Linked DNA regions of Mus musculus: region 1 is linked to region 2. Evidence: chromatin contacts called from ENCODE Hi-C data. All regions are on one chromosome and are shown on one strand. The core of a region is the stretch at or near the end of the contact, and the rest is flanking DNA. Distances in the headings are between cores, read along the strand shown. Region 1 holds the start of Xrcc4 (X-ray repair complementing defective repair in Chinese hamster cells 4). Region 2 overlaps Xrcc4 (X-ray repair complementing defective repair in Chinese hamster cells 4).

Region 1 (3,625 bases), core at 629-3,128, 210 kb after region 2:
AGGATTTTGTGTGCCGAATCGCCATGCAGCTTCCCCACAGGTCACACTGGTATATTAATTTTGCTATTTTACATGGATATAATAAATTTTTTATATATGTATATGTATACACACACACACACACGTTCAACTCTACCTCCTGACACTATGTACTTCTATGGATAACTTAAGAATTGAAAAGTGTTGCCAGCAGTGGTGGTGCACGCCTTTAATCCCAGCACTTGGGAGGTACAGGCAGATGGATTTCTGAGTTCGAGGTCAGCCTGGTCTACAGAATGAGTTCTAGGACAGTCAGGGCTATACAGAGAAACCCTGTCTCGAAAAACAAAACAAAACAAAAACAAAGAACTGAAAAGTGTTAATTGCCTCTATTCTAAAGTTGAGATATATAAGAAACTATGGCCTAAATTGCCCATAAATACAACAAACCAATTACCATCTTAAACAACCTTAGCCTCTTTACTAGAGCCTGGACCAGAACCTCATACAGAAACATCAACCTGAAGTGTCAAACAGTAGGACCTAGCAATCTTTATATGAATAGAGTCAGTTATAACATCTACCAACACTTTCACTACTGTAAAACCCAAACTTACTGAGCTCAGAACATATTTTCTACGTCTACATTTGAAACATTCATGGTTAGTCAACTTAAATAGTAAGTATAACACAAAGCAATTTTGAGACTATTCAATGACAATCACTTCTCCTATTGGCCTAATCCCCAGTCCCCCATTCAAATACTCAAAGAAATCCCTTGTCCTGCAGTCTCCTGATACCACTAAGATGCAGATTCTGAACTTGAGTATTTGATCAACAGGTTTAGCAGTTGGGTATAACTGATTTTAAAAATGTAGTAATAATTTCAAATAAAATCTTGGATGACAATGCAGTAATAAACACAATCACATATAGCATAGCACTAGGTAAAAGTACTGTGTTGCCATAAGTACTAGATTCTCATGATTCAGCTAAATAATGGTTAGAAATTAACATATCACATCAGTTTCCTTCACTAAAGCTTTCTATACTTCTTCTAGGTCATTAAGTTAAAGAATGGGTAACATTCTGAATAAATACTAGAGCCATACTGACTAAAGGAAAAAAACAATTATTTAAACACACAGGATTTCCATAATTTTGATACACTTGGAAGAGTGGGGAAAGTGCCCGACTTCAGAATCATTCCAAGAATGTATATAAAATTGAACACATCAGATTACATCTTCCCCGTATCTACAAAACTCATAAAGAGAACTAGAGGTGAAATCGTTTCTCACCCACTGGTTTTATACTAGCCAAATAATCCCCTCGGGAATGGGCCGTTCCTTTCCAGTAGCTACCACAGAGTTCTTTCCCTCTCCCCACGGCCTAGAACGTCTAAGCCCCGGATGTAGAGTGTGCAAACAAGGAGGGGGCCAGCCAAGGCCAGCATTGGCTGGCGGGAGGGGCTGGTGGGTCATCACACTGGACGCAGCCTTTTAAATCCAAGTCTCCACCACAGAGCAGCTCAGCACAGTTCCAAGGAGTCCCTCACGACTGAAAATTCCACGTGACACAGAAAGAGACACTTAGGAAGGAGCCCAACAGGTGCTCACATTGGGAAAACCTTACATCTACAAAAGGCTCAGGGGGTCACAGACAGGGTAAAAAGCACGCACTGCGCAGCTTTAAAGCTAAAATCAGGGACTACAGGAGGTTGACATAGAAAGGGGGGAAAAAATGCATTGCTTCTGGAAAGACACCACAGCCACTTCCGGGCCCTACCTCTCAGTACTCCACTTCCGGTCTTCTAAAAATTGTGGACGCCAGAGATAAACCGATGCGCCCAATGAGAGAATCCGCTAATACCGTGGTTTGCGAGTCGTCGGCCAAGTCCCACCTCTTCCGGTAACAGAAGCCTATCACGGAGTCTGAATGGTGCGGCATGGGCGGAGGCGCCGCGATAGGTCCAACCGGACCGCTGGAGCGAGCGGGAAGCACAGCGGGCCTGCATCCTCTTCCGCCCCGGCCCGGAAGGGTGATGTGGCTGGACCAGCACCGGCCTCACTATGGTAAGAACCTGGGCTTCCTGGCCGCGGTTGAGTTTCTCGGCGGGGCCGCGGCTCGTGCGGGGCGGCGGGGATGGTGCGGGCGCTGTGGGGCGCGGGAGCCCTGGCGCTAGCGTGATTCTCCGGGGATCCGAGGGTGCACAGGCTGGGAGTCATGCGGCCGCGATGCACATCCCGGAGCATCAGGCCAACAGTCCTAGGAAGAACCCGGGTGGTGGACTCGGCCCCTCGCCAAGAGGCCGACTTGCTGCGTTGTTTAGTGTGGAATTACGGTGGCATTCCACTAAGCCGATTGCCATCTGCTACAAATATCTGGACGGATATACACTTTCAAACGCTGGAGTCTCAGTCTCCCCCTTTCCCCTTTCTTTTATGTGTTCCCTGTGTCACCCAACCTGCATCTTTCTGCAGTAATTAATGGATTGCCGGTTTTCTTAACACTAGATACTACTGCTTCCGTTTTACCTGTGGAATCAATGGCGAGATAGGGCCCCTCCCTCATCGTTTTTTCAATTCTAAAGACACTTCTTTGCAAACGAATGTTTTTAATGATTTTAGTTACTGTCTCGAAGGAACTTGAGCCTTACTCGCAGACCACCACTCACTTTGGGAGTTCCTATGCGTGTTATTATTGATTGTTTAATAGTTTAAACCTCAGAAAACCTTACACTATAAATCACAAATAGCAACAACAACAAAGGTCAGGACAAGGAACAGAAAGCCCCTGAGTAAAGTAAACATTAGTAATTAACTTTTAAAGATCTATGAATGCATCTTTTCAGTAGTCTGGTAAATGCAGGAATCTCCCTTCACTATCACTTCAGTGGGTTTAGAAGCCATTTATAACTATATTTCTAGAGAAAGCTTGTTGTGTTATCATCTCAAAATCAGCCAGGACTCTCCCACCCCCACTAGACCTCAAATTCTACGATTAGAAGATACTGAATTTGAGTCCATTAAAGCCTTTTTTTTTTTTTTTACTTCGTACTGCAGATAGTATATTCTTGGTCAAAAGGATGTTAATAAACAGTTACAGAACTTGAAAAGTTGCTTTCTTGCCTATTTACCGAGAAACAAGTAGAATGACTTTGCTCTTAGTCAAAGGTACATTTTACATCCTCTCCTACTTAGATAAAATCAAGATAATTTAAGATGTACAGTATTTTAACTTTTTCCAAAAACAAGCTTTTGTTTACTAGTACTTGATGTGTAGAAGATGTAGTTTCTAAGCATTGTCTTGCTTTAAATTCCTGACTTCTGAGATATTTCCAGGTAAAGGAAGAGAAAAGTAGGGAGCCTGAGTTGTCTAGGATCGGGTACCTAGTAAGTAAAGCCAGGCCTCAGATTTATCTAATGACTCTATGGAGTGGTAACAAGAAAAGTGACTGGTGTGTTCATGAAGATATGCAGTTTTCTGCTCCAGATTTTTTTAACTTATGATTTGTTGAATATATGGGTGTGTAACTGGAATTGGAGGGTTGAAGGGTGAATTATATGTATCCCTATATTTGTAGAATGGCTTTGGAAGGATGTGTGATAGTATTAAATCTGTATGTTTTACTTTTTTAAGTGTT
Region 2 (3,841 bases), core at 286-2,785:
TAAAGGCTGTGTAAGTGTCTTTTTTTCCAGAAACTAATAGGTCAAAGACAGGATAGAAACCCCGAGTCGGGATCAAATGTTCCTACAACATTCTATAATAATACTGGGTTATGATTTTCCACATGTAACCCCCACGCACTTCTGTTTCTTTCTGGAATCGATGCTATGTTAGCTTTATTAAATGAGTTGGTAATGGTTGTTTATTTAATTTCCTGAAAAATCTGGCACCAGTGAGATAATTTGTTACTTGGAAAATGTGGATTTCTCAATAGATGCTGATGTTTCCTTTTCTTGATATCAAAGGCTGTCTCTGTGGTACTCAGGGGTCTGCTGCAATCTGCACTCCTGTGCCCAATCAGCATCTTTAGGATGCCATGTTTAGTAGCTCATTGTTCAGACCAAAGCACCTATTTTGGCCTTACCTCATTGTAAACTTGTAGACTTGCCATAATTTTAAGTTTTATTTAGTTTTCATTAAAACTTATGTGTTTATCATTTATGTAGAAGTTAAGATTTTAGTAGAATGGTCACTCAAAATATTAATTTTGGCAGAAACACTTTAGAGTACTTAATTTTAATTTAATTTTATGAGTGAATGTGAAGGTTACTATGGAGGCTTGTAGAAAGACTTGGATCCTCTCAAGCTGGCATTATAAGCAGATTTGAGCTGGGACCTGAATTATAATCCTTGGTAAGAAAAACAAGCACTCTTAACTGGTGAGCCATCTCTCTCGCCCTGGATTCATCACATTTAATAAGATTCATAGAAAAGAATGAAGTTTTTAATTAGATAAAGTTGGGTTAACATACTGGATACGTTATTTGTCGATAAGATTACCAGAAAAAAAAAATCAGAGCTTTTATCTGCCTGTCTCATATTTGACTTGAGGACTCTCTAACATCACACTTTATAATGTTTCTCAATAGTTGTGGGTGAAATCCAGCTGATATCTACTGAGAACCCTGGGCCCAATCCCACTCTGTTGCTTAGTTATTAATGAACTTAAGCTCTTCAGTCACACTAGGAGGTGGTATTGTCAGCATTGCCATCACAGTGCTAAAATGTTTAAGATGCTGTCATTTCCTCAAGTCCTTAAAGTAGCAAATAGAGCAGACTGCATTCAATCTTAAAAGTATAATACTACTGTCAAATAATGTCAGGCTACAACTTATAGCATCACTTCACCTAAATAATTTAAAACAATTACAACCGTACCTGGCACATAGCTGGAACTCTGTAATGATAATTATTTTACTAGTGAAATGCATAATATTAATGCATAAGTGAATCATGGCATGTTCAGATGGAGTTCTTGTTACAAAGAATAATAAAATGCTGATATAGTTCCCTCTGGAATGATTTCAAAGGGACTAGTGTGCATGAAAAAGCGAGACTGGCAAGGGCTATGTATTTATGATTTTATGTAACATTCTGGAAAAGGCAGAGACATTGTGACAGAAATCAGGCCAGTGGTTGCCAGGGCTGGAGTACAGCACAGGATTGACTGACTACAAATAAGCCTGTGGAAATGGTCTGTGATGATGGAAATTCCCAGCTGACTGTTAAGGTGCCACAGCTCATAAAACTGCACAGTTAAGAAACACAGGATTTACTTTATGTTAATTATATCTTGGAGAAACAAAGAAAACGAGAGCCTTTTCAAGCAATTTGAACCACACTGAGCTCATTCCTGATTAACATGCAGATTTATGCCACCAACGATTTTACGAAACTGCTGACTTAAAACTGCATACTGTTAAATGTGAAGTATATGTCCATGAAACAGCGGTAGGGGTTCTTTCTCAACTCTCTGGAAATGGAGAGAAGTGACTTAAAAAGGCCGTTATTACTGTCAAGTCACCAGGGACCTCAGTGCGCTCCTTTAGGTTTTGTATTACTCCTTATACTACGTAAGAAACAGATGAAAACGGCTTTCTGGTAAGAACTAGTTCTACAAATACCAAAAGAAATGTAACGACATGGAAATAAAACAAAAAACAAAAAAAATAGTTCCTCGAATGGACTTCCCAATAAAGAATATTCCATGCAAAATGACTTGATAAGAAAATCGTCTATAGAGAATATATAAAATGGAAGCCATGGAGTACCGCTTATAGGAATAAGAGTCAAGCTGACATCAACAAAGTCCATAGCATGAGGGAGGCTCTTACTGTGGATTACAGTAAAAAGAGGAAACATCAACAAACTAAAAAAGGCATCACGGAACTATTATTTGAGAATATACCTATTTTGGTTTTTTGAGACAGGGTTTCTCTGTATAGCCCTGGCTGACCTGGAACTCACTTCGTAGAACAGGCTGGCCTTGAACTCAGAAATCCCCCTGCCTCGGCCTTCTGAGTGCTGGGATTAAAGACATGTGCCACCACATATATTCTTAAAAGGGTCCTACTTCACTTATGAAGGAAACTAAGGGCAATCAATATTATGAGTTTTCAATAATTCTATCTGTAAATTATATTTACATTGCTTCTATGGAAGAGAGTTTTTAAAACATTTTTTAAAATATAAAAATACAAAGTGAATATACTGACTTAAAATCCTTATGCTCACTAGGATAGGATGGATTTTAACTGTCATATTAGCATTTGAGAGCCTGAGGCAGGAAGACTTCAGTGAATCTGGGGTATGAATAGGTTTCATAGTAAATTCCATTAAGCCTGGGTTACAGAAAATACCCTGTCTTAAAAAGGAACATGTACCTATACCCTTAAGACGACTAATGAAAGAGGCCACAACCTTAGTCAGGTTTTCTGATTAACCTGCAACACATCTTTAGAAGAAATAAAGGCACTAATGGGAGTATCCACTGGCATCAACACATGGAATTCAAGTGTGTATCTGCCCTTCTAAATCAATGAAAACTTTTTTTCCATTTTGCAGACACTTACATTTATAATAAAAAGTCGGTCTCATGCACTCAAGGGTGATATTCATGTGCACACTTCACTTTCCCCCTTATCTCTACTGAAGAGTTTTATTTAAGCGCTGGAGACAAAACCCATGGCTTTGCACTTGCTGGGCATGCGCTCTCCCACTGAAGCAAACCTTAGACCTCTCCAAAGAAACAAACACTAAAGAAATTTAAATTATTACTTGGATTCAGATGTTACTTCTGGAAATTTGACACTGGTAAATTATCTGATTAAGCTGGGAAATTTAAAGTATATTATTTATGTTATAACCTGAATGGTGGGGTAAGAAATAATTTCTTGTCTAATGGAGATTTGTAGAGTGAACAGTTTTAGAATAATCCAGTACCTGGGCTTATGGAGGTATGAGTTGAATTAAGATAGAACCAATTTAACCCATTAAAAAATTAAATATTCTATGATACATTGCATGAAAGAAGTTGGAAAACTAATGGAAATTCATATATATGTTACATAAGATGTAGCATATAAATACTTAGACACATTAATTAAGAATCTAAAAGTTAAAATGTATCTTAGGATAGTTTGACAATGAGAAGTAAATATTGTAAGAATATTTAAGTACATCTTCCTATAAGTAAATATTAGTATATGTATTCTCCCTATAGGTGAGTATCCTAAGAATTTACAGGATTCTTACATGAGTAGTACATACTGTAGAATATTTAAAGCGCATCTTTCTACACGTGAGTATGAGCATCTATGCTTTCCTGCAGGCAAGTATGTAAAATTTTTCTTCTACTTATTACTTTTAGGAATAAGTAGACATATACCAAGAGAAAAGTGGGATGCTCAGAGGAAAATAAGAAGGGGAACTTTTCACTCTGCACTAGCAAAATTGCTGTGCATATAAATAAAACATTTAAAGTTTTATCAATAAGAGAGTTCT

What was found. A loop is a pair of places that touch in the nucleus more often than their neighbours do.
Region 1: a map of left cerebral cortex shows a loop between it and region 2 (2.8-fold over the local background). The contact joins the promoter of Xrcc4 here to the enhancer-like site in region 2. A Hi-C loop is called at or near these places in 1 of 37 maps with a recorded cell type or tissue (left cerebral cortex).

What each region holds. Positions count from the first base shown.
Region 1 is chr13:90,087,730-90,091,354 of GRCm38, forward strand. It overlaps Xrcc4 (X-ray repair complementing defective repair in Chinese hamster cells 4), which reads right to left and starts at 1,879. Exons shown (of 8, transcript NM_028012.4): 1 at 1,768-1,879. It overlaps Tmem167 (transmembrane protein 167), which reads left to right and starts at 1,938. Exons shown (of 4, transcript NM_025335.3): 1 at 1,938-2,054. The coding sequence starts at 2,052.
Region 2 is chr13:89,877,425-89,881,265 of GRCm38, forward strand. The region is part of intron 7 of Xrcc4 (X-ray repair complementing defective repair in Chinese hamster cells 4); the gene reads right to left. Among named protein-coding and RNA genes, the nearest start is that of Vcan, 140 kb to the left of the region's middle. Within about 2 kb of position 1,536, at least 1 of the 3 ENCODE cell types and tissues checked has a DNase peak (open chromatin) inside an H3K27ac peak, as active enhancers do; it is left cerebral cortex, where a contact is called at or near this core.